Regions from separate parts of the Homo sapiens genome. Here region 1 is linked to region 2. Evidence: read pairs that join two places in POLR2A ChIA-PET (ENCODE). Cell type or tissue: MCF 10A. All regions are shown on one strand. Links, peaks and the distances in the headings refer to the core of each region. The heading gives the core; the rest is flanking DNA.

Region 1 (16,313 bases), core at 4,100-12,099, 150 kb after region 2:
TCTTCCAATCCATGAACACAAGATATCTTGCCATTTATTGAGTCTTCTTCTATTTCTCTCATCATTGTCTTATCATTTTCATAGTAGAGATCTTTTGCCTTATTGGTTAAATTTAGCAAAAGGTGTACAAGAAGAAAAAACATTCCACCCCACTGGGAAGAATTCATCAGGATAGATTTCGATGAAGCACGATCTTCAAGTCACATGAATGTGTGCAACAGAAGATGGGGTTTTGCCCTCGTTGGTTCTACTTGACAAATGAGGAACAAGCACAGCTGACTGTATTCATCCAAATTAGTACTCACAGTGCTTCCTAAAGGTCTTAACTCCAATTAGGAAGGATCCCACAGAAGGACTAAGTGGGAATGAGCTGCGTTCACAGTTTCACCAAGTGTGGTATTAATATAATAATAAAATCTGCAATTTGTACCTGCATTAGTTCCTGTTGCTACTGTAACAAATTATCACAAATTTAGTTGCTGAAATCAAAATAAATTTATTTTCTGATAGGCCTGGAAGTCAGAATTCCAAAGTCAGTTTTACTGAGATAAAGTCAAGGTTTTGGCTGGGCTTGTTCTTTCTGAAGGCTATTAGGGGAGAATCCATTTCCTTGCCTTTTTTAGTTTCTCGTGACTACTTTCTTCATCTTCAAAGCACATGGCTCCAGTCTCAGCTTCCCTCATAACATTACCCTCTTGGTTTCTGGAGTCAAATATCCTGCTACTTCCCTCTTATAGGGACAGTTGTCACTTTATTTAGGACCCGCCCACATAATCCAGGACAATTTCCCCATCTCAATATGCTTAATTACATTTTGTTGCCTTTTTGCTGTGTGTTAATAAGAAAGAGCAGTGAATGAAGAGGCAGAAGAATTCAGTTCAAATTCTATTAGTTTCCTGAACATAGTTATTTCTTCATGTAAAAATGCAATTGATAATAAAATCAGCTACCATAAAGGTTGTTGTGAGAACCCAATGACACATACATGTGAAAGTGATCAGTAATTTAATCACAGCCATGAAGCCTCTTCTGCTATATGAGGTACTGCTCACAGGTTCTGAAGATTAGGATGTGGATATCTTTGGAGATCATTATTCAGCCTACCCCGGTACCTCACTAAGCACTTTCACATATATGTGTCATCGAGTTCTCTTGATTTTTATGGTAGCCGATTTTATTGTCAACTTCATTTTTACTTGAGGAAATAACTATTTTCAGCAAACAAATAGAGCTTGAATTTGAACTGAAGTCTTCTGCCTCTTCATTCATGGCTCTTTCTCACTAACCCACAGCAAAAGGGCAGGGAAATGTAATGAGAGGTAAGGCTTTCCAACAGGTTGAGCTTTTGGGGTCATATCAGGTCAGTCAGGGGTCAGAATCTACATCTTCAGTAGAGAAAATTACTACAAAGAATTGTTAACCAGATACAGGCAGTCTGCTTGGCACAGTAGTATGGGACTATAAAAATGATTTTGCAAGCTGTACTCACACAAAGCAATCTTAATCATCAAGGAGAAAATTATGATTGTTCTGTGACCCTTAATAATTTTTGTCAAAATATTAAAAATCTCTTATTATTGGTTGTAAATGTGTAGGGAAACGAAACGCATAATAAAACAAACATTTATTTGGAACACTATGAAGCCTTAGAAACATGGAGATTTAAAATATTTTCTATCTTTCTAAAAACCTTTTCAAGAATAATTTGAACAGTGCTGACCTTCTTCTTGTCTTATAATGAACACTACTGAGCAAACATGTTTTCTGCGCCTTGGCAAATTGTCATACTCCTTTCTAAGTTTGGATCAGCTTTTAACATTTATCTTTCTTGCCTTCAAAGTCATAAAATATCTCTTAGAGTTTCTTTAAAGTGAAGTTTTGGTTTTTTTTTTTTCCAATGTTCCTTTCTTTGGGATATTATCATCCTTTATGCCAAAACCATGTTTCTGATTTATGTTACATTTCCTTTCCCTGGCTTCCTCACACCACATATCCTGACTCTCTCAAATGACAGCAGTGTCAATGGTCTCACGGTCACCTATTTTTTTTTTTAATAACTTCATTTATGTTGGGTTTGAATTTCACTTCCAGTGGTATCACTTGTCAGTTCTTTGCTGCATTTCCAACTTTGCTGGCCGATCCCCTCTTTTGATTTTCTGTTTCTATAAAATGTTATGTGGGTTTATCACTGGGAGGCAGGGAGGCAACACATCCATATGCTCTGCTATCTGTGTATGAACTGAATAACAGATGCACAGTAAACAACAAATGGATTGAGGAAAAAAATGACGTGATTGGTCACTTATCATGATACACATGTTATGTATGCAGATTTGTGGACTTAAGAGAACAATAAAGCTTGTACTTTACAATTACTCACAGTTAACATACCATGGTAACTGAAATTTGACTGTGTTATTGGGGGTACTGACATTATTTAACCAAACTCTTAAATTCATGCACCTCAGAACTGTGCAAAGTGAGGACTGCCTATATTAAAGAAGTGAAGAGGCAAGAAAAGGATACCAAATTATCATACAGGCAGTAACTGCAGGAGGCAGCTATTACACATAGGGCTGGGGAAATAAAATGAAACTTGGGTGTTTTTAAAGTTTAGAGACTTGGAGGAGGGGCCCATGGGAGCTGGACTTAGGCTTCTGAAGAGCTGCCTGCCATGAGGCTGCTGTAACAGCTGCTACCGGTTAAAGAAGAGATGGATGCTGCAGTGACACAGACAAGAGCAAGTAGCAAAGTGAAAAGGGTAGGTCTCTTTCCTCTCCCTCTCCAAGCCTTGCAGCCTTCCCTAGAACCTGATTAGCAGAGCCTAACGTGGAGCCAGGTGATGAAGGAAGACTGGTTGGCAGACTGGCAACATCACAAAGCAGAGAGGAGAAGGGTAGGCCTGAAGTTGAGATATGAAGCTGAATAACCAGGACAGTCTTACAGTCTCGGTCTGGGTCAGGATCCTTTCCCTGTTCTCCCTCCTGTAAGTGCTCCTCCTCATTAGCTCTGCAGACACAGGGCACCATGGAGAAGCTGCAATGGGAGCAAAGTTAGGATCAGGTTCAGCAGTGGCAGGTGAGGTCTGCTGACCCTACTACCTGCACAGGTGGCAACTGTGACATTTTAGTTCTGCTTGCAGTCTTGAGCCCAGGAGAGGCAGGAGCGAAGAAGAGAAGTGAAAACAATGTATATGGTGACCTTCTAGGGAATAGGATTGCTGGAAACAGTGAATAGGAAGCGCCGGCACTTGGCTAATCAGAATCATATGGTGCTGCGCCCTGAATACTGAAGTGTCACCGCTGAGCACTCATACTAAGTAGCCAAATGCCCAGGGCAGATTCTGGACTCTTCTGCTGCAATGCTCCAGCAAGACTTAGTCCCAGAGTAACACTGATGTCCTTTCCCTGGGTCTTCAAGCTTTTACTTTACTCAGTTCTAATAGCCAACTATTCCACAGCCTTTCCTATTTACCTTAATAAGAATGCTATATATTTGGATAGCACTCCATGTCTTTCAAAGTATCAAAGTTCTTGAGCTTGCTTATTTCATACAGCAGTTCTGAGAGACCTGTGTAAACAGGAATGTTATTAGCCCCAACCTACAGATGAGAAAAATGTAACTTCGAGGTTTTAAGTAAACTGGAGCCAGAACTTCTTAATCTTCATCTCATGTTCCTACCTCTCTGCTGAGCTGATCTCCAAACCTAATCCAGACCACTCCCTCTGAAAACTGCAAGGATGAGCCCAGAAGGAGTCAATTTCTGTAAGCCAGTGTCTCTTTCCTCATTTTTCTCTGGGTACCTTACCTAGATAAGATTTTCCCTGCCAGAGATTCTACGTGAAACCTAATGGAGTTTATTGCAAATGTGGCCAATTTATTTACATTGGTAAGGGATAAAGGTAAAGATAGGGAGAAAGATAGCTATAGCTTGATCCCAACTGTATTGCTTTCTAAAAATATATAAGCTGATCAGAGTTCTTTATTTTGGCCTTCCTAAAAGGGATACCTCTAACATTTAACATTTTTCCTCATGCTGGAATTTTCTTCTGTGTATTCACACATCTTGAATGACTGGTACTGGGCACATTAGCTATGAATCATCTACATTTCTAGAACCCTATTAATTCTCTATAGAATTAAATTAGGCCTAGCTCTTAATGAGTATTGCCAGTGAAGAGAATGTTTGTTCTTAATGGGAACATTTTCCATTAGACCAATATCCGTACCCCAAATAGAAACTATTGACGGGATCTCTAGTGTTAGCATGTTGCTTTATGTCCCTTGGCCTAACCTCATTTTGAGCACAGAGGAAAGATTGTGGGGTCCTAAAGTCAAAGTGATAGTCTTCTAAGCTCTAGATTCTCTTGAAAGCACTTGGTCAAATTTTACAAGAAGAGAAGATGATGACAATTTCAGAAAGAGGGGAAAAAAGAAGAAAAATTATCTCTCTGTTCCCACAGGCAAAGAAAGCCACAAACCTAACATTTCCCAACAATTTAAAACCCACAGCTTTACAGTTTCTGGAAAAATTGCCAGAGTGTCTGCGGCAGAGTCAGAAATAGAAGCCAGGTGTTGGCCTCTCGTGTTCGTGCTGCCTTCCCTCTGTTCCTAGATGACACGAGGTCAGTTCTTTCCATCACGAGGTCCTCAGGGTTCTGCAGCTGTCATGTCTGGGAGCTATGTGTTAATGTGCACTGACTGCTGTATCTGATTCCTTTGGATAATGGGAAAACTTTGCAATATGTTCGACATGTCTCCCCACCTCACTCTGTGTGTGATATGAATTCTGCATGTGTTCTGCATTGACCACCCATTCCAGGATCGTTTTTATCAATGTAGATGCCCTACCATCCGAATAATTGTAGACCAAACCTTGTTTCCCGACTACCAGATCAGGCCTTTGCTGACTTAGACCTGAAGAGAAGGAAAATATCACCTCCTGGACATTTGAATCCTAAATAGACACAGTTGGTGTACATTTCTTTACGTCAAGTGTAAAGAGCAGAGAATCAGTCTGCTAATTAGGGCTTTAAGAAGGAGAATTCTCACATCTGCTGTCAGGCAGTGATAATTCCTAGAGAGGGTATAGTGAGAGAATCCCAGTTTCCTGCTTTTTGTCCTGCAGTGATGATCATTGTTGAACATTTTGCAGAATTTTGTATTTTCTGTGTGCTTTTCTGCTTTCACACTAAATGCTTCTGGACACTGCTACATATTATTCCCATCAAGATCTCACTCTTTATAGTAAAGATGCTTGATTTTTAGAACAGGCAAGAATCTGAGGCAATTTGATCTGGCTGTAAATAAAGTAATCTCTTAGGTAGCAGTAGCCAGAGCAAAACCTAGCTCCTTGCTTCCTACTATAATACTTTCCCAAACATACTTTCTGTAGGAAACCTTCATTGACACTGATGACCTTTTTTTTCCTTTTTAATTTTATGCTAGTTTGAGTTGTCTACTAATTTTTCTGTCTGTGTAATAATGCATCCTCACTTCAACCTTGGGTCCCATAGGGTAGAAATTAAACTTGACACTTCTTCGCCTGCCTCTAACACAGTCTTGGGCAAGTGGCAGGTGTCCCTGAAGTTCTTGTTGACAAGTGATGGATTGTTGGCTTCCTTGAAATTCCTATAATTTTCTCTCAATTCCTTCCCCTAAGTTCTCTGCTTCTATTTTTACAGTTACTGTATATATTTAACTATTTACTTAGCATATGGTCTTCAGGAAAATTTTTCTCCCCAGTTTTTTTCCATTCAGTGCTTACAGTTTTGTAAAGTATGGCCTTAATATCTCTGCTCCTATTCTCCATGACAATACATAAGCTTCTTGAAGGCAAAAACATTTTTTGACACCATAAAAATGACTGATGCAGTAGTACCTTAAAAACTTCTTTTGAGTGAATGATTGGATAGTTTCCAAGTCATCCCAAAGTGTAGATTCTTGACTTGTAATGGAGACGGGGCAGCTTACCTATTGTCTCTTTTTTCCTGTGGGTATCTAACAGCTTTCTATGAGTTACTCAGTTAGAGGAGGAGTGTTCAGGTTCTCAGAGCCATCTCTTCCTGGAGAATCCAGCTATGTCTATTAAAATGCAACATACAACTAAACATACATACACATGAAGAATATTTGCATTACCAGGATAAACCTTAGATTTTCTTCTGAGGACTAAAAACTAACCAATCTACAATGTTCTCTCTGTATTTCTAAACCATTTAATTGTTATTGGTAAATAATATTGACACTAATAAAAATGCATGTATTTATTTTTATAGTTTTTTTAAGCATTCCTTTATATCCGACAATGATGATGCTTTCATGAGCACTTTGTTTAAAATGAGTAGATTCTAAGTGTCTGGACAGTACTCCAAATTTCTGTAAGACATCTGTCAACCCATTTCAAATCAAGGGCAATTTTCAAGCTATATTTTTTCCCCACTTTGTTTTTTGTATGGAATTTATTTTGAAGTGGTTTTTGTGTTTTTTTTGTTTGTTTGTTTTTTTGTTTTGTTTTTTTTTTTTTTTGCTTTTGTTTGTGTGGAGGAAAGAGCCTGCTGTTATTAAACTTAAAAGGGAGTTGGGCTGTTTTCTCTGGTAAAATTTCATTTGGGTAAGGTCAGTGAATAGCACCTGCTTTTCTTGAGAATTTGCATGAACACTGTAGTTATGGATTTCTTCCATACCTAATGTCAACACGTTGTCTCACAAAATGCCCATAGGGAAGGCCCCTCATCATTTGTCATCTGGGGCCTGTCTGCTCTTCTGGCTACTCTGGAAGGCCATCTGGCTACTTAATAAAACCAGTACATCTCTTGGGTCTGTTCAGTGATGCCTACATGCAATTTAGATTTTTCATAGACTTTTCCAAGATCTGTCCTGGATGAGCATACTGCATGCCTCACAGAAAATGTCTCTGCTCTTTTATGCTTTCTTTGTTCTGAGTCTTGGAAAGTGTATAGAAAGGTCTCAGTGTTATGAGCACACACGGAGAGTAATTAATGGATACTAATTAAGCAAGGGGTGGGAGGTATAATGCTGTGTTATTGACCATTTTCAAGTATGTTGCAAGCAGAGTCTGTACTTTGTGTTCCTCTGTTCTTAGTATGAACACGACTTGGCATGAGAGGAGCTTGGCCATGGAGTGAGTAACCGGTGAGCAACTGTGCAGTTGATGCCCCAGGACATGGTACTAAACCTGGCTAGTTGGGTCTCTTACAGTTCCCTGCAGACTCCCTTCCTCTAAATCTGGACTGCAACCTGTCTCTAAGGTCCAGCTCAAGGCCCATATTATTTAACAATATTCATAAAATATTTATTGAGTGCCTACGACATGCTGGACAATTGTTGGGGAGACAGTGAAATCTAAGACAGACATGTTCTGGCCCTCAGGTAACTTGCATTCTGGTGGGAAAGGTGGAACAGACAAAACATCAAATCAACAAATAATAAACAAGACAAGTGTAGCAGACAATACTAGTGCCTAATCTTCTTTTACTCTCTCCCTGTCCCCCTTGGCATTCACCTCTGTGCACAGAGGGCTGCTTATTGCCAGCCCTTGTGACTTTGCCCGAGGATTTTTTTTATAATCTTGGCCAATGTACAACGCTAGGTGGAAAGGCCAGTCAATCAATGCTGACTGGAATCAATGAATAAATATCCTAGCTTCCTTTCTCTCAGGCGGGACAACTCTGAGGCATGTTCTATACTGTTGTGAAAAAAAATTGTGAAAGACTTGGAAGTGGGTAAAAGAGATTACTGGATGTTCTTTCAAAGGAATGTTGGGTATGATTTAGTGACCCTCAGGCATTGTCTATTCCATAAGAGCATACAGCTTTGATTGTCTGACTAAGTATTTTATTTTCTGTCTGTAGAGGCAGAAGTTTGTGGGGCACTGATGGCAAAGCTGATGGACTGCAGATGGATGTTTTCTGTCCATAGCAAAGCAAATGTTTACCACTCATGACAAAGTCAGTGGATTTTGTACAGTAGATAAGTCAAATTTTTATTTGAACTCTTTGTAATATCATACTAGTTCCCTTCATAATTGATAAGTTGAATGAAATCCTTGATATGTGTTCATTTCATGTTTGCATGAAATAAACGATTTTACCATTTGAAAATTTTTCCTCAATAGAAGCTCCCCAGCAGGACTAAGCTTCAACTGGCTTCCTTCCCTTTCCTGCCTCACTTCCCCATTCTTTATCCATGTTCCTCGGGAGGAACTCCTTAATAAAAAAGCTGATTTACCTCAGGGTCTGCTTCAGGGGGGATCAAGACAACAAATAAATCCCACTCCCTGCATTCCTGAAGTGACAGACCCATTGTCTCCCTGACCTTCTCTCCTACAATACCTACAGTGGTGTAAGAACTGTTTTATGTGAAAAAGGGGAAGAATATGCTTGTTTTACTCAAGAGTCTGAGGAAAAGAGACATAAAAAGGTGAGGTAAGGAGGAGGTATCAGTGGAGGGTACAACACAGTACCTTGTGATGCAATCCTTCCTTTATGACTCCTGTCTGTGAAGTTATTAAGTTCAAGAAACACTTAGGTGTGGGTCAATTTCTGACTTTGAAAGGGCAAAGTTTATATCTGATGACAGTACAAGGATAGAACCAAAAGTGTGGAAATGCAGTTGATATGGTTTTTCTGTGCCCCCAGCCAAATCTCATCTTGAATTGTAGTTCCTATAATCCCTACGTGTTGTGGGACCAAGTGGAGGTCATTTAATCATGGGGGAGGTTTCACCCATCCTGTTCTCGTGATAGTGAGTTAACTCTCACAAGATCTGATGGTTTTGCAAGGGACTTCCCCTTTCACTGAGCACTCAGTGTCTCTCCTGCCACCATGTGAGAAAGGGTGTGTTTGCTTCACCATCTGCCATGATTATAAGTTTCCTGAGGCCCCCCCAGCCATGCTGAACTCTGAGTTAATCAAGCCTCTTTCCTTATAAATTACCCAGTCTTAGTTAGGTATGTATTTATTAGCAGCGTGAGAACGAACTAAAACAGCAAATTATTACTGGGAGTGGGGCATTGCTATAAAGATACCCAAAACTGTGGAAGTGACTTTGGAACTGAGTAACACACAGAGATTGGAACAGTTTGGAGGGCTCAGAAGAACACAGGAAAATGTGGGAAATTTTACACTTTGGGGGACTGTTGGAAGGGCATGATTGTGTTTTGAATTGTGAGGACATGAGATTTGGGAGGGGCCAGGAGTGGAATGATATGGTTTAGCTGTGTCCCCACCCAAATTCATCTTGAATTGTTGTTCCCATAATGCCATATGTCATGGGAGGGACCAGGTGGAGATAACTGAGTCATGGGGGCAGTTTCTCCCATCCCGTTCTCATGATAGTGCGTGAGTTCTCATAAAATCTCATGGTTTTACAAGGGGCTTCCTCTTTTGCTGGGCACTCATTCTCTCTCCTGCTGCCAGGTAAAGAAGGATATGTTTGCTTCCCTCTCCACCTTTATTGTAACTTTCCTGAGGCCTCCCCAGCCATGCTGAACTGTGAGTCATTCAACCTCTTTCCTTTATAAACTACCCAGTCACAGGTATGTCTTTTTTTTTTTTTTTTTTACATTTGGGTATTCTTTATTTATAAAGTACCTTTTCAAGTCTCTTGCCTGTTTATCCTTTGTACTGTCTTTCATTTTCTTTTTTTTATTTTTTTTATTTTTTATTATTATACTTTAAGTTTTAGGGTACATGTGCACATTGTGCAGGTTAGTTACATATGTATACATGTGCCATGCTGGTGCGCTGCACCCACTAACTCGTCATCTAGCATTAGGTATATCTCCCAATGCTATCCCTCCCCCCTCCCTCCACCCCACCACAGTCCCCAGAGTGTGATATACCCCTTCCTGTGTCCATGTGATCTCATTGTTCAATTCCCACCTATGAGTGAGAATATGCGGTGTTTGGTTTTTTGTTCTTGCCATAGTTTACTGAGAATGATGATTTCCAATTTCATCCATGTCCCTACAAAAAACATGAACTCATCATTTTTTATGGCTGCATAGTATTCCATGGTGTATATGTGCCACGTTTTCTTAATCCAGTCTATCACTGTTGGACATTTGGGTTGGTTCCAACTCTTTGCTACTGTGAATAATGCCGCAATAAACATATGTGTGCATGTGTCTTTATAGCAGCATGATTTATAGTCCTTTGGGTATATACCCAGTAATGGGATGGCTGGGTCAAATGGTATTTCTAGTTCTAGATCCCTGAGGAATCGCCACACTGACTTCCACAATGGTTAAACTAGTTTACAGTTCCACCAACAGTGTAAAAGTGTTCCTATTTCTCCACATCCTCTCCAGCACCTGTTGTTTCCTGACTTTTTAATGATTGCCATTCTAACTGGTGTGAGATGGTATCTCATTGTGATTTTGATTTGCATTTCTCTGATGGCCAGTGATGATGAGCATTTTTTCATGTGTTTTTTGGCTGCATAAATGTCTTCTTTTGAGAAGTGTCTGTTCATGTCCTTCGCCCACTTTTTGATGGGGTTGTTTGTTTTTTTCTTGTAAATTTGTTTGAGTTCATTGTAGATTCTGGATATTAGCCCTTTGTCAGATGAGTAGGTTGCGAAAATTTTCTCCCATTTTGTAGGTTTCCTGTTCACTCTGATGGTAGTTTCTTTTGCTGTGCAGAAGCTCTTTAGTTGAATTAGATCCCATTTGTCAATTTTGGCTTTTGTTGCCATTGCTTTTGGTGTTTTAGACATGAAGTCCTTGCCCATGCCTATGTCCTGAATGGTATTGCCTAGGTTTTCTTCTAGGGTTTTTATGGTTTTAGGTCTAACGTTTAAGTCTTTAATCCATCTTGAATTGATTTTTGTATAAGGTGTAAGGAAGGCATCCAGTTTCAGCTTTCTACATATGGCTAGCCAGTTTTCCCAGCACCATTTATTAAATAGGGAATCCTTTCCCCATTGCTTGTTTTTCTCAGGTTTGTCAAAGATCAGATAGTTGTAGATATGCGGCATTATTTCTGAGGGCTCTGTTCTGTTCCATTGATCTATATCTCTGTTTTGCTACCAGTACCATGCTGTTTTGGTTACTGTAGGCTTGTAGTACAGTTTGAAGTCAGGTAGTGTGATGCCTCCAGCTTTGTTCTTTTGGCTTAGGATTGACTTGGCAATGCGGGCTCTTTTTTGGTTCCATATGAACTTTAAAGTAGTTTTTTCCAATTCTGTGAAGAAAGTCATTGGTAGCTTGATGGGGATGGCATTGAATCTGAAATTACCTTGGGCAGTATGGTCATTTTCACGATATTGATTCTTCCTACCCATGAGCATGGAATGTTCTTCCATTTGTTTGTATCCTCTTTTATTTCCTTGAGCAGTGGTTTGTAGTTCTCCTTGAAGAGGTCCTTCACATCCCTTGTAAATTGGATTCCTAGGTATTTTATTCTCTTTGAAGCAATTGTGAATGGGAGTTCACTCATGATTTGGCTCTCTGTTTGTCTGTTGTTGGTGTATAAGAATGCTTGTGATTTTTGTACATTGATTTTGTATCCTGAGACTTTGCTGAAGTTGCTTATCAGCTTAAGGAGATTTTGGGCTGAGACAATGGGGTTTTCTAGATATACAATCACGTCGTCTGCAAAGAGGGACAATTTGACTTCCTCTTTTCCTAATTGAGTACCCTTTATCTCCTTCTCCTGCCTAAATGCCCTGGCCAGAACTTCCAACACTATTTTGAATAGGAGTGGTGAGAGAGGGCATCCATGTCTTGTGCCAGTTTTCAAAGGGAATTCTTCCGGTTTTTGCCCATTCAGTATGATATTGGCTGTGGGTTTGTCATAGATAGCTCTTATTATTTTGAAATACGTCCCATCAATACCTAATTTATTGAGAGTTTTTAGCATGAAGGGTTGTTGAATTTTGTCAAAGGCTTTTTCTGCATCTATTGAGATAATCATGTGTTTTTTGTCTTTGGCTCTGTTTATATGCTGGATTACATTTATTGATTTGCGTATATTGAACCAGCCTTGCATCCCAGGGATGAAGCCCACTTGATCATGGTGGAAAAGCTTTTTGATGCGCTGCTGGAATCGTTTTGCCAGTATTTTATTGAGGATTTTTGCATCAATGTTCATCAAGGATATTGGTCTAAAATTCTCTTTTTTGGCTGTGTCTCTGCCCGGCTTTGGTATCAGAATGATGCTGGCCTCATAAAATGAGTTAGGGAGGATTCCCTCTTTTTCTATTGATTGGAATAGTTTCAGAAGGAATGGTACCAGTTCCTCCTTGTACCTCTGGTAGAATTCGGCTGTGAATCCATCTGGTGCTGGACTCTTTTTGGTTGGTAAACTATTGATTATTGCCACAATTTCAGCTCCTGTTATTGGTCTATTCAGAGATTCAACTTCTTCCTGGTTTAGTCTTGGGAGAGTGTATGTGTCCAGGAATTTATCCATTTCTTCTAGATTTTCAAGTTTATTTGAGTAGAGGTGTTTGTAGTATTCTCTGATGGTAGTTTGTATTTCTGTGGGATCGGTGGTGATATCCCCTTTATCATTTTTTATTGTGTCTATTTGATTCTTCTCTCTTTTTTTCTTTATTAGTCTTGCTAGCAGTCTATCAATTTTGTTGATCCTTTCAAAAAACCAGCTCCTGGATTCATTAATTTTTTGAAGGGTTTTTTGTGTCTCTATTTCCTTCAGTTCTGCTCTGATTTTAGTTATTTCTTGCCTTCTGCTAGCTTTTGAATGTGTTTGCTCTTGCTTTTCTAGTTCTTTTAATTGTGATGTTAGGGTGTCAATTTTGGATCTTTCCTGCTTTCTCTTGTGGGCATTTAGTGCTATAAATTTCCCTCTACACACTGCTTTGAATGCATCCCAGAGATTCTGGTATGTTGTGTCTTTGTTCTCGTTGGTTTCAAAGAACATCTTTATTTCTGCCTTCATTTCGTTATGTATCCAGTAGTCATTCAGGAGCAGGTTGTTCAGTTTCCATGTAGTTGAGCTGTTTTGAATGAGATTCTTAATCCTGAGATGTAGTTTGATTTCACTGTGGTCTGAGAGATAGTTTGTTATAATCTCTGTTCTTTTACATTTGCTGAGGAGAGCTTTACTTCCAAGTATGTGGTCAATTTTGGAATAGGTGTGGTGTGGTGCTGAAAAAAATGTATATTCTGTTGATTTGGGGTGGAGAGTTCTGTAGATGTCTATTAGGTCTGCTTGGTGCAGAGCTGAGTTCAATTCCTGGGTATCCTTGTTGATTTTCTGTCTCGTTTATCTGTCTAATGTTGACAGTGGGGTGTTAAAGTCTCCCATTATTAATGTGTGGGAGTCTAAGTCTCTTTGTAGGTCGCTCAGGACTTGCTTTATGAATCTGCAGGCTCCTGCATTGGGTGCATATATATTTAGGATAGTTAGCTCTTCTTGTTGAATTGATCCCTTTACCTTTATGAAATGGCCTTTTTTGTCTCTTTTGATCTTTGTTGGTTTAAAGTCTGTTTTATCAGAGACTATGATTACAACCCCTGCCTTTTTTTGTGTTCCATTTGCTTGGTAGATCTTCCTCCATCCCTTTATTTTGAGCCTATGTGTGTCTCTGCACGTGAGATGGGTTTCCTGAATACAGCACACTGATGGGTCTTGACTCTTTATCCAATTTGCCAGTCTGTGTCCTTTAATTGGAGCATTTAATCCATTTACATTTAAAGTTAATATTGTTATGTGTGAATTTGATCCTGTCATTATGATGTTAGCTGGTGATTTTGCTCGTTAGTTGATGCAGTTTCTTCCGAGTCTTGATGGTCTTTACATTTTGGCATGATTTTGCAGCGGCTGGTACCGGTTGTTCCTTTCCATGTTTAGCGCTTCCTTCAGGAGCTCTTTTAGGGCAGGCCTGGTGGTGACAAAATCTCTCAGCATTTGCTTGTCTGTAAAGTATTTTATTTCTCCTTCACTTATGAAGCTTAGTTTGGCTGGATATGAAATTCTGGGTTGAAAATTCTTTTCTTTAAGAATGTTGAATATTGGTCCCCACTGTCTTCTGGCTTGTAGGGTTTCTGCCGAGAGATCCGCTGTTAGTCTGATGGGCTTCCCTTTGAGGGTAACCCAACCTTTCTCTCTGGCTGCCCTTAACATTTTTTCCTTCATTTCAACTTTGGTGAATCTGACAATTATGTGTCTTGGAGTTGCTCTTCTCGAGGAGTATCTTTGTGGCGTTCTCTGTATTTCCTGAATCTGAACGTTGGCCTGCCTTGCTAGATTGGGGAAGTTCTCCTGGATAATATCCTGCAGAGTGTTTTCCAACTTGGTTCCATTCTCCCCATCACTTTCAGGTACACCAATCAGACGTAGATTTGGTCTTTTCACATAGTCCCATATTTCTTGGAGGCTTTGCTCATTTCTTTTTACTCTTTTTTCTCTAAACTTCCTTTCTCGCTTCATTTCATCTTCCATTGCTGATACCCTTTCTTCCAGTTGATCGCATCAGCTTCTGAGGCTTCTGCATTCTTCACGTAGTTCTCGAGCCTTGGTTTTCAGCTCCATCAGCTCCTTTAAGCACTTCTCTGTATTGGTTATTCTAGTTATACATTCTTCTAAATTTTTTTCAAAGTTTTCAACTTCTTTGCCTTTGGTTTGAATGTCCTCCCGTAGCTCAGAGTAATTTGATCGTCTGAAGCCTTCTTCTCTCAGCTCGTCAAAGTCATGCTCCATCCACCTTTGTTCCGTTGCTGGTGAGGAACTGCGTTTCTTTGGAGGAGGAGAGGTGCTCTGCGTTTTAGAGTTTCCAGTTTTTCTGTTCTGTTTTTTTCCCCATCTTTGTGATTTTATCTACTTTTGGTCTTTGATGATGGTGATGTACAGATGGGTTTTTGGTGTGGATGTCCTTTCTGTTTGTTAGTTTTCCTTCTAACAGACAGGACCCTCAGCCGCAGGTCTGTTGGAGTACCCTGCCGTGTGAGGTGTCAGTGTGCCCCTGCTGGGGGGTGCCTCCCAGTTAGGCTGCTCGGGGGTCAGGGGTCAGGGACCCACTTGAGGAGGCAGTCTGCCCGTTCTCAGATCTCCAGCTGTGTGCTGGGAGAACCACTGCTCTCTTCAAAGCTGTCAGACAGGGACATTTAAGTCTGCAGAGGTTACTGCTGTCTTTTTGTTTGCCTGTGCCCTGCCCCCAGAGGTGGAGCCTACAGAGGCAGGCAGGCCTCCCTGAGCTGTGGTGGGCTCCACCCAGTTGGAGCTTCCCAGCAGCTTTGTTTACCTAAGCAAGCCTGGGCAATGGCGGGCGCCCCTCCCCCAGCCTCGCTGCTGCCTTGCAGTTTGATCTCAGACTGCTGTGCTAGCAATCAGCGAGACTCCGTGGGCGTAGGACCCTCCGAGCCAGGTGTGGGATGTAATTTCGTGGTGCGCCGTTTTTTAAGCCCGTCGGAAAAGCGCAGTATTCGGGTGGGAGTGACCCGATTTTCCAGGTGCCGTCTGTCACCCCTTTCTTTGACTCAGAAAGGGAACTCGCTGACCCCTTGCGCTTCCCAAATGAGGCAATGCCTCGCCCTGCTTCGGCTCGCGCATGGTGCGTGCACCCACTGACCTGCGCCCACTGTCTGGCACTCCCTAGTGAGATGAACCCGGTACCTCAGATGGAAATGCAGAAATCACCCATCTTCTGCGTCGCTCACGCTGGGAGCTGTAGACCTGAGCTGTTCCTATTCGGCCATCTTGGCTCCTCCCCCCAGGTATGTCTTTTTTTAGCCATGTGAGAAGGGGCTAATACAGCAGTAGAAAAAAAGGGGAAATATAGGAATGTGGATACAGAGAGAAGAATAAGGGAGAATCTTCCTTTGGGAACCTCAAGGCAAGCACAGTGAAATCTCTAAGAACAGTAAGGTCCTAACCAACACAAGGGTAACCCTGTACTTGGTTTGTGTGCATTAATTTTTCTTCCCCAGTGGACTTTAAAATGCTAGAACAGGGGCCATTTTGCACCCTGTTCTAGTCTTTACAGTGAAAGGGACAAATAGAAACAAAGAGGTAGTTGTATTAATATGCCAGATTAATGCAGACAAATTAACAGGGAAGCACCATTAAAATATAATACAATCTCAGGCAATAATTTGATAAAGTATAACCCAAGATAAAGATGGAAGAAAAATGGACTAAATTTGCCATGTAAACCAGGTAACTTTTAAGTTCTAAGGGCTATGGAATTTTCTGAAAACTCTATGTCAACATTCCATGGATGTAAGCAAACTGGGAAAAACTGGCAGACAGAAATGTGATAACTGCACAGCAAAGCCAAACCACCTAAATGATACTGATCTTCTTATTTGCTAAAGCAGGTTGCAG
Region 2 (16,313 bases), core at 5,293-13,292:
GGTCCTATAAAATGAAAGTAGGGTTAGCCTAAGTGTCTGAAGATAATGCAGAAATTTGTCATTTCTTGGTTGTTAAACTACTTTAGGAAATGTGTTAGTGCTCAATTTTATTTGGTGTTTCTTACAATTCCATGACTATAGTGAACATAAAAAGTAAAGAGCCTAACATTCAATAAATATTGCAAGATTATATCTCACAGGCATAAAACCAATTATGTTCTAGAATAGTTAATTTATTTTATTTGGGAAATCCTGGAAAATATCTGAAAACAGTTCCCTTGACACAGATTTAGCCAATACACACATGGTAATTGGCGGCATCAATGTTATACTAAATGATATCTATAAACATCCTTTTAACCAGTGGTTCAATCCTGCTTTCTCACTTCTTTTCCCTGTCCTACGTACTGGCTCCCTGTTTGTCTCTGAGTACTTGTTAAATAGTTTAACTTTTTATCTTATTCTATCTACCTCTGGGGTAAAATTAAAATTTGTGCAGATGGATGCAAATGAAAACAAAGACATATTTTTTCAATAAGCTACTAGAATAGTCAATTGAAAAATGGAGGTATCTATGTATCTTGCAGACTCATCTGTTTGGTAGGAGTGACAAAACATGGGTACATTTAATTAGGTCTAACTTACTGGGAAAGGAGGATGGGGATGAGGTGAGACAAGGGGTAAGATGGGGTGAAATTTTAAGTGGGAGTCCTGGTGGTCAGCAGATAGAAGTGCGATTTTTCTATGTAAGAGGCCTTTGCCTAAGCACCTGTCCTGAATAACTGACACACTCTTTCAAAAGATAACTGATTCAATATTTGGGTGATGACTGAAAGAATTAACCAACTGAAGGACTGAAAATTCTAGAAAAACATAGAAAGGTATGAACTCAGAAAAGATGAACTCAGTCAAAGGTCCTATGCAAAAGCATTAGAGTGACACTGGCCTTGATTTCATCTTGGGTTTAGGATAATCATCACTATATGAAATCTTATAGGTAATTATCATTACAGGCTCAAAATAATACTAATACTCATAAGAACAATACTGACATTTGGATAATTCTTAAAATGCTTTTGAAAGTGCTTTCACATCTATTACTTTAATCTTTCCATTCCCCCCAGAGCAGTGAAGTTTAAGCACTGATATCCCCATTTTAAAGATGAAGGGGCCAAGGCCCAGAGCAGCTGTGAACTCCAGGCCATGAATTGCTCCATGACATGAATGTTAGCAGTTCAGTATTCAGAAGGACCCAGCAAGTCCTGTGATTTCTTTTAGATAATGCCATCCTGTGCAGGAGTCCTGTGCTTTCAGGGAGATTGTTCAGCAAGTAACCTTCCAGCTGCCCAGCTTGCTGGATTGGTCTCTGTCCCTTCACAGACCAGTGGGTGGGTGGCTGCTAGAGCATTTGTTCCTCACCAGCCCTTCTGTGGACCCCTCTTTGTAGATTTCCTGTTTTGATAAGAGGAGCCTGGCTCCAGGAAGCAGGAGTGGGTTTGGAGTTGCTGAAAGAAAGTTATACGTCTCTCTCTTGCTAGCCATATGGAATAAGTCTCAGTCCTTGGTCCTCCTGTAGTTGCTTGCTGGCCCTTTGCAATGAGTTTTCTGTGGCAAATGATGCCAAATGCCTTACAAAGGGAATAGCTTGCAGATGTGGGTATGATAACCTGCAAAGCACAGCTTAAATATAGTAATTGTCTCTAGCCTGCTCTTAACTGTGGCGACAGTGTTTCTACTATGTCATTAGGGAAGGAATTACCAAGTCTTGGAACACAGTGAGCCACGCTTCTGGCACCAGCTGCCAGAGTTTTTACAGAGTTAATTGGCTTCTCACCAAAAAGATTAGGGCACGAGGTTAAAGAATGTGAGAATAAGGAAGAACTAAGATAAATGGGAGACGAGAGTATCCAAAAGCTAACAAAAAGATTTTTGTTTCTATTGTTATTCAACTTAGATATAATCACTTTATCTCTTTGTGCTGAATCCATCATCTCTTTTATTCTGTTTTTCTGTTATCTTCTTCAGTGAGATAACTGAAATTTAAAGGTGAATGGTTTTGCTTTGCAGACTTTCTTTGCCAGCCACCTCCCCTGCCTAGCAGATCCAAGTAGGAAAACACCCTGGCCCTGCCTAGCAGAGCCAAGTAGGAAAAGATCTGAAGAATTTTAGGGCTGGATGAAGTTTAGAGGTTATCCAGTCCAATCTCCCACCTAAGATAGGAGATTTCATCCACTATTCCTTGGCAGGTGGTCTTCCAGACTTCCTACCTTTCAATACCTCACTTTGGACAGTTATTACCATTAGAATATTCTTCTTGATCCTGAATTTTTACTACTCAGAGGTTCTAGTTTTACGCTCTAGAACCAGATGGGACTAGTTTGTTTAGTTTTTTTTTCCCATAGCATATGGATTCAAATATTTCTTATTTATGTATTTATTTATTTATTTAGTTTTGAGACAGAGTCTTGCTTTGTTGCCCAGGCTGGAGTGCAGTGGTGCCATCTCGGCTCACTGCAACCTCTGCCTCCCAGGTTAAAGTGATTTTCCTGCCTCAGCCTCCTGAGTAGCTGAGATTACGGGTGCCCACCACCACGCCCAGAAAATTTTTGTAGTTTTAGTGGAGACAGGGTTTTGCCATATTGGCCAGGCTGCTCTTGAACCCCTGGCCTCAAATGATCTGCCCACCTCGGCTTCCCAAAGTGCTGGTATTACAGGTGTGAGCTACTGTGCCTGGCCACATCAAAATATTTTAATGAGAAAATTATACCTGCCTTAAAGCTGGAATAACTAATAAATTTCATCTTAGTTGTCCAATCCAATAGAGTGCATAGTGGTTGCCTGGAGGGCTATGAGCTGGCCAAACACTACAGGAAGAGAATAATGATTGATTATTAATGTCTTCCACGGACAGAGGAGGAGAGTGGTGGCAGGATGGTGTACCTTTTTAGACCATCCTTAAGTGTAATGTAATCCCCGAGTACCTTTGGTCACTCAATTGTTTTATTTTCATATATCATGGATATTCTCTTTGATTTTCCTGAACAATATTCCTCTTGAAAAATAACTCCCAAAGTTGAACACAGCACTCCCAATGTGGTATGACTAGACCAGAAAACAATGGAAGTATGATACCCATTGAAACATATCACCATTAATGTAGTCAACAATTGTATTTATTTTTTTTGGCAGCCATACCACTCTTGTGACTCATATTGAGCATGTGGCTTACATGCTCACATAGCAGTCAACAATGCAGTATAATTTGAGGGGTACCACAAGAGCCCAGCCACCCTAACATATCTCTTTACTAGGCTGTTTGGTGCTATGGGCTCATTCTATGTGGTCTGATATCCCTTCATTTGTGTTACTCCTTTGGGTTACACAACTGTGTTTGGGGGAATGAATTGAGTCTAGGCTGTTCCCATTAGAATTCTAGAAATTATTAACGCATTGGGGCAGAATGGCTTTTCCATTGCTTCAACAAATATGTATTGATGTATTGATTGCTTACCATTGTTTTAGGCACTGGGGATAAAACAATGAACAAACAAGATGAAACTTCTGTCCTAATGGAGCCTACGCTATAATGTGGGAAGACAGACAATATAAGAAAAATTATAAAATAGATGGTAATAAGTTCTGTGGGGAAAAAAATAGAGCAGAGGGGAAGAATGAGAGGTGGTAGGAGAGGAGACATTGTGATTTGAAATAGAGTAGACAGAGAGGGCCTCAGCTAAGAAGATGAAATTTGAGTAAAGCCCTGAAGGAGATACAGGAGGAAGCCTCAAGGCAGTCTGGGAGAAGAGCAGCAAGAGAGCAGAACAGTAGGTGCTAAGGCTGTGGGAATATGCCTGGCGTGATTGAGGAATACCAAGAAGCCCAGATGGCTAGCAAAGTGATGATGAGAAAAACAGTGTGAGATGAGCAGAGAGACAACAGGTTCCAGGTTGTATAGGTTGGGCAGGCTATTGTAAGGACTCTGACTTTTGTTCTGGGTGAGATATGAGACCATAGGAAGGTTCTGAAAAGGGGAGTGATGTCATCTGACCTTCTCTTGCAAGGATCCCGTAGCTGCTGTGTTGAGAATAGACCGTAGGTGGCAAGGACAGAGGCAGGAGGACTCATTGGAAAATCTCTGTTCTAATCGGGGTGAGAGGTATTGATGACTTTGAACAGGTTGGAACCAAAGAGGTGGATCTAAATTTTGGATATATTTTGAAAAACATAGTCTAAAGAATTTACTGGTGTTTGGTTGTGGGATATGAGAGGGAAAAAAAAAAAAAGCAACCAAGGGCAACATTGAGGTTTTTGAGTCTGAACATCTGGAAGAGTGAAATTACCATTATTCATGTGGGGAATACTGTGAAAACAGCAGATTTGGGAGGAAAATCTGCAGATCTAGGTATCTGAGCAGAAGATTCAGTTAGGCAGTGGGATCTACGGATCTGGAGTTCAGGAGTGCAATCCAGGCTGGAAATGTAACTTCCTCAGCTTGTAAATGGCCATTAAAGCCCTGAGGTTAGAAGAGATCACTGAGAAAGTGAGAGCAGATAAGAAGAGAAAAGGACCAAGGACTGAGTTGAGAGATCAGGTTGATGAGATCAGCAAAGGAGTCTGAGAAGGAGTGACCAGTGAACCAGAAGGAAGCTAGGACAAGGCATGTCCTGGAAGGCCAGAGAAGAAAGCATCTCAAGGATGAGGGAACTCTACTGTGTCAAATGCCACTGAGAGGTTAGGGAAATTGAGGACTGAAAATAGCTGCTGGATTTAGCAACTTGGAAGCTATTGGTGGCTTTGATGAAAGACGTTTTGGTGAAATGGTTGAGACAAAACTCTTATTGGAGTCGATTCAAGAGATAATAAGAGGGGAAAAGTTGAAAATGGCAAGTGTAGACCACAGTTTAATGAGTTTTATTGTAAAGAGGAGCAGAGAAATGGGAAGCAGATGGAGCTGTGTCAAGAGGCGAGATGAGGTCAATAAATTATTATTTTTAAGTTGAAAAAAATTATGATTTTTTTTTTCCCTGATGGAAATGACCACTCTTGAGGGGTTTTCAGTTAACTATTTATCATCAGAATTTTGAATGGAGAAAATCCAGGGCAAATATTTTTGATAGGGTAAAGAAAAGCCAAATTCTTGGAATACATTACAATGTGGGCAGACTGATGGAGAAAGCAGCCTTTGGGTGGCGGGATTAGCAGGAAGTCAATATGAACCTGCTGGATATGGACAGGACTGTGTGTGTCGGGAGTAGGCGGCAGAGGAGTGGACCCTAAAGAGGACTCTCCCCTGCTTCACGCCAAGGGTAGATCCTCCTCAAGAGTACAGAAGACTCCACCCTAACAGGTTAGAATCTAATTTGTATGTCTACCTTTTGTTTGTTTGTTTGTTTTGTCAGCTAACTAGTCAATCAATATGTATTTGTTAAATATCTCCTAATCTCTTGTCTAATTCACCTTTGTGTTTCACTTAGGTTTCCAAGACATGACAATGGTAGTTTTCTATAACAAAGTTTTCTTTCTTCCCTGTAGTGTCAGGTTTCCCCTCAACTCTCCATCTGGTTTTGTTACCTTTCTTTCAAGTTTAAGTGTCAGTTGGATCAAAAGAGTTAGCAATTGTCATATTTTCTGCTACACTCACCTGAGACCCACCTAGTTATCCAGAACTGGGATTCCTTTTAAACAGGGGGCTCACTGGGCCCCATCTTACTCTCACTGTGGGAGAAGGGAGCATATTACTTCTATTCATCCATCTAACCTTCCATCCAACCAATTAATATTTATCTAGTACCTACTTTGCAGCAGGCATTGTTCCTGGCACTTGGGGATTCCACAGGAAACAAGATGGTCATGGCTTCTGCTCTTAGGAATACTACATTGTAGTGGAGAAGATAGATAATAAACAAGTAAAACAGAAATTCAAACGATCATGATGAGTGAAATGAAGACAATGCATAGGATGTTGAGACACAGAATAACAAGGAAAGATACGGATGGCATTTTCTTGGTATAGGTTGACCAGAGAAGGCTTCTGCATTTATAAGCTTATCACTTCCCCACTGGAAGTTATGTTACACGCCATCCTGGTGAAGTGGGTGGGGAATGGTACTCTGTCTGGTATCTGCTGTATTATTTGTCCCTAGATGCTCCAGAGCCTTTCTGTGAGGTGAGAGTGAGACCTGGACATATAATTATATTGATCTAGTCTGAGGTAAGGTAATGAGAATTTAGTAAGAGTAGTAATCTAATAGAATACCTCTCGATAGGATGAGTATTTTCCCTCTGATGCCTGGGCAATCTGGAATCCCGTGGAGTTCTTCCAGATTTCCCCTGGCCCAGGAATTCTGTCCTGGGCTATAGGGCAGGGCACTGGAGTTCAGCCTTAGTGGAAAAGGTGAACATTGGTTGAGTGTTTAAAAATTACATTAATTATAAATGCTAAATATTCAGCCAGAAGGATTTTAATTGCAAAGGGTACTGCAAATTAGCATAATCTGATGGTAACTTGTCAATGTGGGCATTAACAAATTGCCCCTCACCCTCAAAGTTATGTAACAGCAAAACCAACCTACCTGACCAATGCCAGCATTTGTAATGAAACATATATCACACATATATCACACTCGGTGATGTTGAGGGAAAAATAATACTTGCATGACAGATAACTAAATGTCAATCAAAATAAACACCAAGGTCCAAGATACGCTGGAAATTCAAATACACAGCAATGAAAGACTTTTGCTGCAAATGAAACAAGAGCCACATGAATGGCATGACAGAGAAGTTTATGGAAAGTATATTTTGAAGAAAAACCTCTTCTCATTGAAGTTACAAATGCCAGGGACCCCACATGCACGGAGGTGGAACAATACCTGTTATTTTTAGGTACTTTGTACATTTCGGCGTATTTAACGCATGCTTCTGAATTGAGTAGGGCAAAGATTGCCAGAGGATCTGTGTAATTTAAACAGTTAATTTGGGTAAATTTACTGGTAAATACTATTGGCTGACATTTATCTCTATCCTATCCCCTGAGTGCCACCTAGTACAGCGAGGGCTTCTCCCAGTCCCTCTGGATTAGAGAACAGCAAAGGCAGTGCCTTGAAAAAGTTTACAGTTCAGTTCAACCCACCCTGATCTAATCATGGTCTCACAGTGGGTAAAATTACCCCTTCCTGTGAAGTGAAGTTTAAATATCTCAGCTGTATTTCTGCTTGATTCCTTATTTAATGTAACTCGGCTTGTGTTAGTCTTTGTAATGGCTCTAAACCTTAATCACTCCCATCTGTTAAATATTACACGGTAATTTGGTAGTGAAAGAGTACTAGGCTAGGAGCCAGTTTGATTCTAGTCCTAGCTTTGTCACTAATTAGCCGTGTGACTCCAATGAGTTGGTTCATCTCTGCCTTGGTTTACGATCTCCCCATCATCAACCTAAGCTTTCTCTACTCCTCTATGACCTTCCCAATTAGTAGGGAGAAGAGGCAGCTCTAAGAAAGTGCATTGAGACTTCACATCTAAGGAAGTGGAGGTGGAGATGAGAGGAAAGGAAATCATTCTCCTCTCAACCCAGACACACAAGCCTGCTTGTGCCTGGATCTTTTTCCCACCTGGTGTAATGAAACACACATCCCTGTTCCTATCGAAACCCTGATCTTCCATTTGGGCTTTAAGTCCATCCTCTTAGCCCTCTCAAATACTCTTTGGTTATCTGCTTTTCTGCTTTCAGCTTTCCTCTCTCCTGCATCTCCCCAAAATCTTCCTTGTCCCACACGCCCTGCGAGTTACTGCTGCACTTCTCAGCTACCCATTTGCAGTCTGCCTTCTTTAAGGTGTGGTCCACATAGGCTGCCTGTTACAGCCTGAAACACACTTCTGTGACCTCTGCCCTGCTAGGTCAGCCTCTTCCCCATTTTCTCCAGTGCTTTTTCACAACTTAATATTCTGTAAGTAGTCATGACATTGTATGCTCTTATGCCAAGTAGTCTTCACCTTTGAGTGTAGTAGTGTAATTTGATGATATTTTTTCCTGTACGATTTTCTGTATGTCCTGGAATTAATGCAGTAGTTCCCTATTATCCACAATTTTGCTCTGTTGGGAGCAAGCCCCCCAAAATCTGGCCATAAACTGGCCCCAAGACTGGCCATAAATAAAATCTCTGCAGCACTGTAATATGTCCATAATGGCCCTAATGCCCAAGCTGGAAGGTTGTGAGTTTACGGGAATGAGGGCAAGGAACACCTGGCCTGCCCAGGGAGGAAAACTGCTTAAAGGCATTCTTAAGCCACAGACAATAGCATGAGCGATTTATGCCTTAAGGGTGCGTTCCTGCTGCAGTTAACTAGCCCAACCTATTCCTTTAATTTGGCCCATTCCTTCGTTTACTAAAAGGGATACTTTTAGTTAATTTAATATCTATAGAAACAATGCTAATGACTGGTTTGCTGTTAATAAATACTTGGGTAAATCTCTGTTTGGGGCACTCAGCTGTGAAGGCTGTGAGACCCCCGATTTCCCACTTCACACCTCCATATTTCTATGTGTGTCTTTAATTCCTCTAGCGCCACTGGGTTAGGGTCTTCCCGACCTAGCTGGTCTTGGCATTGCTCTCTGGGATTTTGCTTTCTGTTATCCACAGTCCAATGTGGTCTGAAAGTATTAAATGAAAAGTTACAGAAATAAACAACTCAACCATTTTATTTATTTAAAAAATAATTTCAACTGTTATTATTGATTAAAGGGTACATGTGCAGATTTCTTGTATGGGCATATATATGACACTGAGGCTTGAGGTCCCAGTGATCCCATTACCCAGGCAGTAAGCATAATACCCAACAGGTGGTTCTTCAGCTGACATCCCCTTCTCTCCCTCCACCATCTTAGTGGTCTCCACTGTCTATTGTTCCCATGTGTATTCAATGTTTATCTCCCACTTATAAGTGAGAAAATGCAGTATTTGTTTTTTTGTTCCTGTGTTAGTTCACTTAGGATAATGGACTCCAGTTCTATCCATGTTGTTGCAAAGGACATATTTCATTCTTTTTATGGATGTGTAGTACTTCATGATGTATATGTACCATATTTTCTTCATCCAATCCACTGTTAATGGGCACCTAGGTTGATTCCATGTCTTCACTATTGTAAATAGTGCTGCAATGAACATGTGGGTGAATGTGTCTTTTTGATAGAAGAAAGTATTTTCCTTTAGGTATACACCCAGTGGTGGGATTGCCCGGTGGAATGGTAGTTCTAAGTTCATTGAGAAATCTCCAAACTGCTTTCCACAGTCACTGAATTAGTTTGCATTCCCACTTACAGTGTAAGAGCATTCCTTTTTCTCCACAGCCTTGCCAGCATCTGTTGTTTTTGAGTTTTTAATAACAGTCATTCTTACTGTTGTGAGATGGTGTCTCATTGTGGTTTTGATTTGCATTTCTCTGACAATGAGTGATGTTGAGCATTTTTTATATGTTTGTTGGCCACTTGTATGTCTTCTTTTGAGAAGTGTCTGTTCATGTCCTCTGGCCATTTTTAAAAATTTAACTTTTATTTTAAGTTCAGGGGTACATATACAGGTTTGCTATATAGGTAAACTTGTGTTAGGAGGGTTCGTTGTATAGACTGTTTTGTCACCAATAGCCTAGTACCCATTTATTATTTTTCTCGATTCTCTCCCTCTTCCCAGCCTCCCACCTCTGGTAAGCCCTAGCGTCTGTTGTTCTTCCCATGTGTCCATGTGTTCTTATCATTTAGCTCCCACTTATAAGTGAGAACATGTGGTATTTGGTTTTCTGTTCCTGTGTTCGTTTACTAAGATAATGGCCTCCAGCTTCATCCATGTTCCTGCAGAGAACATGATCTTGTTCTCTTTTATGGTTGCATAACAACTCATGTGTTTTAAATTGCATGCCCTTCTGAGTAGTGTGATGAAATCTCAAACCATGTCCCTCCGTTCTGCGCTGGATGTGAATCATTCCTTTGCCCAACGTCTCCATGCTTTCTACATTCCCTGCCCATTAGTCACTTAGTAGCCGGCTCAGCTATCAGATTCACTGTCATGGTATCCAGTGCTTGCATCCAGGTAAATCTGATTTTACTTGACTATGGCCATAAGTGCAAGAGTTGTGATGCTGCTTTGGGAGGCCGAGGCAGGTGGATCACCTGAGGTCAGGAGTTCGAGACCAGCCTGGCCACCATGGTGAAACCCCGTCTCTACTAAAAACACAAAAACTAGCTGGGAATGGTGGCATGCACCTGTAATTCCAGCTACTTGGGAGGCTGAGGCACGAGAATTGCTTAAACCTAGGAGACAGAGGGTGCAATGAGCTGAAATTGTGCCACTGCACTCCAGCCTGGGCAACAAAGCAAGACTCCATCTAAAAAAAAAAAAAAAAAAAAGAGTTGTAATGCTGGCAATACAGATATGCCAAAGAAAAGCAAGCTAGGAAGTGCTTCCTTCAAGTAAAAATGTGAAAGTTTTAATAAGGAGAGTAAATGTATCATATGCTGAGGTTGCTAAGATCTAAGGTAAGAACAAATCTTTTATCTATCAAATTGTGAAGAAGGAAAAAGAAACTCATGCTAGTTTTGCTGTCACACATGAAACATCAAAAGTTATGGCCACAGTGCATAAGTGCTTAGTTAAGATGGAAAAGGAATTAAGTTTGTGGGTGCGAGACATGAACAGAAATGTATTATGATTGATGGCAATCAGGTTCTGTACTATTTGTGGTTTCAGGCATCTACTGAGGGTCTTAGAACATATCCCCCATGGATAAGGAAGACAACTGTAATGACTTTAAAAATTGCATAATTTTCTATGCCTCATTACTATTTTTTTTTCCGCGGTGACCCAATGGCATGGTAAACCACCCTCTAATGTTTCCCATACTTTCGGTGCATTTGTTCCATTTTGTTTTTCCTGGACACCACTGTCTGGGAACCCTCCATTTCTTTGTTGTTTTGCTCTAGTCTGAATGTGTTGCCCTCTAGGCCTGCTACTCAGCTGTCATCTTGGGACTTCCCTTGACCATTGCTAGATGACATAAATGTGATTCAAGAAATTTTATCTGGCAGCCGCTTGTGGGACATATTGGAGCCAGGAGAGATGGCAGCATGAGGACAAATTCAGAGGACTTTGGAATGAGCTCCTGCTTGAGATAATTAGAACTTCAAATATATGCTTATCAGTGAAGCAGAGACTCCTTTCTGGTTCAGTGATAGCATGTCTAAAAAAATAATAATAACATTATTATTAAATATTATTCTAGCTAGCTAGAATCCAGGTCCAATGATGGGAGCAGAGTCACTCTGAGTGTTATAGGATAAGAGATGTACCTCCTGGCTAGATTTTGTGCAGCTGTGGGAGGTGAAGGGCAGCTGCTGCTGGTCAATCCTAAGAGCCAGGCACATCCAGCCACTGAAGTGCTATGGTGAGGGGTATAGGAAACGTCTGTGAGTTCTCAGCCTAATGTCTGGTGATTGGCTTAGGGCCACTGCTGGTCAATGGGGTCAGGAATCTGGAAGAAGGGCTGGGGAGCAAAGAAGAGCCAGGAGAATCTGGATCTGCCTGACATCTTTGAGTCTATCTGCCACTTCTACTAACCACCATGACCTCCAAAGAACAGTGGCTGCAGCTGTTCTTCTGCCTCTAAAATCTCAACACCTTTTGGTGAACTCTCACCAGGAACATTTAGATGAAGGTAATACAGTTCCTGCTAAACCAAACTGATAACCAATCGTTAGGGGCTGAATTGTGCTCCTCATCTTCCCAAATTCATATGTTGAAGTCCTAACCCCCAGTACCTCAGAATGTGACTATATTTGAAGACAGGATCTGCAAAGAGCTAATTAAGGTTGGATGAGGTTCACAGGGTGGGCCCTAATCCAATATGATTGGTATCCTTAAATGAAGAGTTGGTTAGGGCAGAGACAGGCACAGAGGAAAGACCATGTGAAGAGACATTGAAAGACGGTCATCTACAAGCCAAGGAGAGAGATATCCTAGAAGATATCAGCCATACTGACACCTTGATCTCAGATTTCCAGTCTCCGGAACTATGAGGAAATACACTTCTGTTGTTTAAGCCACTCAGTCTGTGGTACTTTGTTAGGGCAGCCTTAGCAAACACATACACTGATCAATCCAGCACGACGCCTTACATTTACATATTGCTTTGTACATTGCAAAGCATTTCAATATTTTTTTAAATTAAATTAAATTTAAAGTTCCAGGATACATATGCAGGACATGCAGATTTGTTGCATAGGTAAACGTGTGTCATGGTGGTTAGCTGCACCTGTTGACCCATCATCAATATGTTAATCATCGCAAATGTTGATAACATAGCTAACACTCATACAGTGTTACTATGTGCTAGGCAATGTTCTGAGCACTTTATATATCAGGGATGTCCAATCTTTTGGCTTCCCTGGGCCACCCTGGAAGAAAAAGAATTGTCTTGGGCCACATACAAAATACACTGACACCAATGATAACTGAGGAGCTAAAAAAAAAAAAAAAATCACAAAAAATATCATAATGTTTTAAGAAAGTTTATAAATTTGTGTTGGGCCACATTCAGAGCCATCATGGGCCACATGTGGCCCACAGGCTGCGGGCTGGACAAACTTGTTATGTATATTAACAAGTTTAATCCACACAATAGCACTGTGAGACAGAGCTGCCTATCTGTGCCCTAATCAACTCTTCATTTAAGGATACCAATCATATTGGATTAGGGCCCACCCTGTGAACCTCATCCAACCTTAATTAGCTCTTTGCAGATCTTCAAATATAGTCACATTCTGAGGTACTGGGGGTTAGGACTTCAACATACGAATTTGGGAAGATGAGGAGCACAATTCAGCCCCTAACGATTGGTTATCAGTTTGGTTTAGCAGGAACTGTATTATCCTCATCTAAATGTTCCTGGTGAGAGTTCACCAAAAGGTGTTGAGGTTTTAGAGACAGAAGAATAGCCGCAGCCACTGTTCTCTGGAGGTCATGGTGGTTAGAAGAAGTGGCAGACAGACTCATCTCCATTTCACAGATGAGAAAAATGAAGTACAGATAATTCAACTAACTTGCTTGAAATCACACAGCTTGTAAGTATTGAAGCCAGGATCCAAACCCTGGCAGTGTAACCCCCTTCTCTTTCTTGCCCTGGACTCTTTCTGGCCTTCCTGGCACCTGACCTTTCTTTCCATTTATATGGCATCACTGTTTACACACACTTCTCAGGCTCAGTCTCCCCTTTTGTGGGTCATGAATCTAATTTCTTTGTCCTCTTGGTGGGTCTCTGCTTTTGTTCACAGGGGAAATCTTCCAGGGAACCCATGTATAATCCCCGTGGCACACACAAGGCCACATGTTTCCCTGGCCACAGCAGGGCTGTGACTGCAGGTTCATATTCTCAAGAGAGGAAGCCTTCACTCCAGAGTGGTGAACTAATTATGTGACATTATTCCAATGGCAAAAAGGAGCCAGGCAGTCTAATGTTCTTTCTAGAAAAAAATTCGATGTTTTTTTTTTTGAGAAGGGTCTCACTCTGTTGTCCAGGCTGGAGTACAGTGGCAAGACCACAGCTCACTGCCTCCTTGACCTCCCAGGCTCAGGTCATCCTCCCATCTCAGCCTCTCAAGTAGCTGGGACCACAGGCATGCACAATCACACCTGGCTAATTTTTTTATTTTCTATTTTGCTGGTCTCGAATTCCTGGGCTCCAGTGATCCTCATGTCTCAGCCTCCCAAAGTGCTGGGATTATAAGCGTGAAAAAAATTTCACTTTTTTTTTTTTTTTGAGACGGAGTTTCACTCCTGTTGCCCAGGCTGGAGTGCAATGGCACAATTTTGGCTCACTGCAACATCCGCCTCCCAGGTTCAAGCAATTCTCCTGCCTCAGCCTCCAAAGTAGCTGGGATTAGGGAACCCTGGCTAATTTTTGTATTTTTAGTAGAGACAGGGTTTCACCATGTTGTTCAGGCTGGTCTCGAACTCTTGACCTCAGGTGGTCCACCTGCCTTGGCCTTCTAAAGTTCTGGGATTACAGGCATGAGCCACCGCGCCTGGCCAAATTTCATTTTTAAGTTACTTTTTGCAGTGGCCTACAGAGTTCCCTGGCCTGAGGTCATGTGATTACTCAGCAGATGTTGGTTCACTAGCCTGAAGTTCTAGAAATCACATTATTTGTGAAACTTTTTTGCTTGTACCAAAATGCACTAAAATCTGTTTAAAACAGAAAGGCGTGTCTATTTGAATGTGTCAGTGATCTCTATTTGGGTCCAAAATGGCAGATTAAAGTGAACTTGGAACAGAGGGGCAGCAGGCAGCCATATGAAATGCCAAGTGAGCCCTTTAAAACGGAGGCCTCGCTTCATGTTGTCAATGAGACTGAGTTATAATTACCCACACCACTTCCTCAAACAGTTAGTTATGTTCTGCTTGGGGCTTCTGATGAAGTGAAATCCTATTGTGATGTTAAAAACATGCATTTCCTTTGCATTTAAAAAGAATCAGCTGATTATTTTCCCACTCATATAACCTCGCCCCACCTTGGAAAAAATGCTATGCAGCAAGCACTATGACGAGATTGAAATAATACAATAATAATAGCAGTAATTAACATTTAATGAGCACTTAATGTATCCGTCACAGCTCTGAATGCTTTACATGGGACTCTTGATTCTCACAACACTTATGAGGCAGACATCATTTTTATATTCATTTTATTGATGGAGAAATTGAGGCCCAAAGAGTTTAAGGGAACAAGTGAATGGTGGAGCTGGAATTTGAATCCAGGTCTCTATTTTTAACAACCCTTACTTGTAACTTCTATGTGTTTTTGCCCTGAAGAAGGGATGATAGAAATGAACAAAACAGATTTTTTTTTTTTTTTTTTTTTTTACTGATAACATTTTACTTCTGATTCTAAACACATTTTGGGTATGGTAGTGACCACTGAGGGGACGGGAGGGGAGCAAAAAGGCTCAGGAGGGTGTGGTCAGTCAAGTTCCTTCCACTTTAAAAATGCCTTTCCTCTCTCTTACCACCAGTTGAAGACAGCTCAGTCCCGTGGGGGAGTCCTGAGAGGCTGCGGTGGCCGGGCAGAGGTGTGAGACAAGCGTATTTGCACAGAGCACTGAGCCCAAGATGCTCTACTGGGCAGAGTTACAGGTACTTTTTTTTGTGACAGAGTCTGGCTCTGTCGCCCAGGCTGGAGTGCAGTGGCACAATCTCGGCTCACTACAACCTCTGCCTCCTTTGTTCAAGCGATTCTCCTGCCTCAGCCTCCTGTGTAGCCGGGATTACAAGCATGTGCCACCACGCCCGGCTAATTTTTGTATTTTTAGTAGAGGAGAGGTTTTACCATATTGGCCAGGCTGATCTCGATCTCCTGACCTCAGGTGATCCACCCACCTCAGCCTCCCAAAGTGCTGGGATTATAGGCATGAGCCACTGTGCCAGGCCACAGGTACTTTTTATAGGAAGCCAGCACAGATGTCTTCAGCCCCCTCAGAGGGTATGACCCATTCTAAACAATTGGGATTTCTTTTTTCTTTCTTTTACAACCCTGATTCTTAAAAACAGCAGTGGTGTCGGTTAGGGCTCCTGGTTACAAACTGCAGAAGCCAATTTCAGTGAACAAAAGTGGACAAGCTGATGACTAGAAGGATACCAGAGATCTCAACAACCAGAGATCTCACAAAGTGGGTGGGAAGGCTAGGAAAAAAAAAGGGTGAAGATGAGCTGGACTGCAGGAGACTAGGAGCAGAGGATCTCTCAAGACCATGTTGCAGGGAGACTGTGGTGAGGACACCAGCTCAGCCAGCCACGGCCAGGACACTGCCGGCTTTCAAGTGCATGGCTCTCAGACATCATCTCCAGCTCTTGCTGCCTCTTAGGGTCACTCTCTTCTGAAGGTATGTGGTCTGTTTGGCTGAGAGTGGGCCATTTGTTTGTGGAAGCTGGAGGACCACGCTGAGTTGTGGAAGTAGGAATACAAAGGCATGACTAACTTCCAGTAAATTTGCACAAACTCTCCTTACTTCAAGAGGAAGAAAACAAGGAACGCCAGGTCTGAGAATGGGTCCCAGAGATGGGCAAACAGAGGAAGAGTAAAGACAGGGTCTCGTCCTATAGTTAACATATATGTCTATTTTTTTTCTCTCTCCCTCTTTCATTTTATTATTTTTTATGTAGATGGGGTCTCTCTTTGTTGCCCTGGTCTTGAACTCCTGGGCTCAAGCTATCCTCCTGTCTTGGCCTCCCAAACTGTTGGGATTACAGGCATGAGCCATTGTGCCTAGCCTT

Evidence for each region. ChIA-PET counts read pairs that join two places held together with the same protein. Peaks named below come from ENCODE experiments on the same cell type or tissue, not always from the same donor. Only the 100,000 strongest peaks of a DNase experiment are listed, where the experiment ranks them.
Region 1: POLR2A ChIA-PET joins it to region 2 with 11 read pairs; 1 of 35 experiments calls an interaction of 5 or more read pairs at or near these places.

The regions. Positions count from the first base shown.
Region 1 is chr5:67,888,992-67,905,304 of GRCh38, reverse strand. No RefSeq gene overlaps it. Among named protein-coding and RNA genes, the nearest start is that of LINC02997, 100 kb to the right of the region's middle. RefSeq lists enhancers at 14,847-15,417, 15,418-15,989. In MCF 10A, for the core only: no CTCF peak of the experiment used is centred there; DNase peaks (open chromatin) are centred at 7,144 and 7,724.
Region 2 is chr5:68,040,269-68,056,581 of GRCh38, reverse strand. No RefSeq gene overlaps it. Among named protein-coding and RNA genes, the nearest start is that of LINC02219, 140 kb to the left of the region's middle. RefSeq lists an enhancer at 15,306-15,415. In MCF 10A, for the core only: no CTCF peak of the experiment used is centred there; a DNase peak (open chromatin) is centred at 9,971.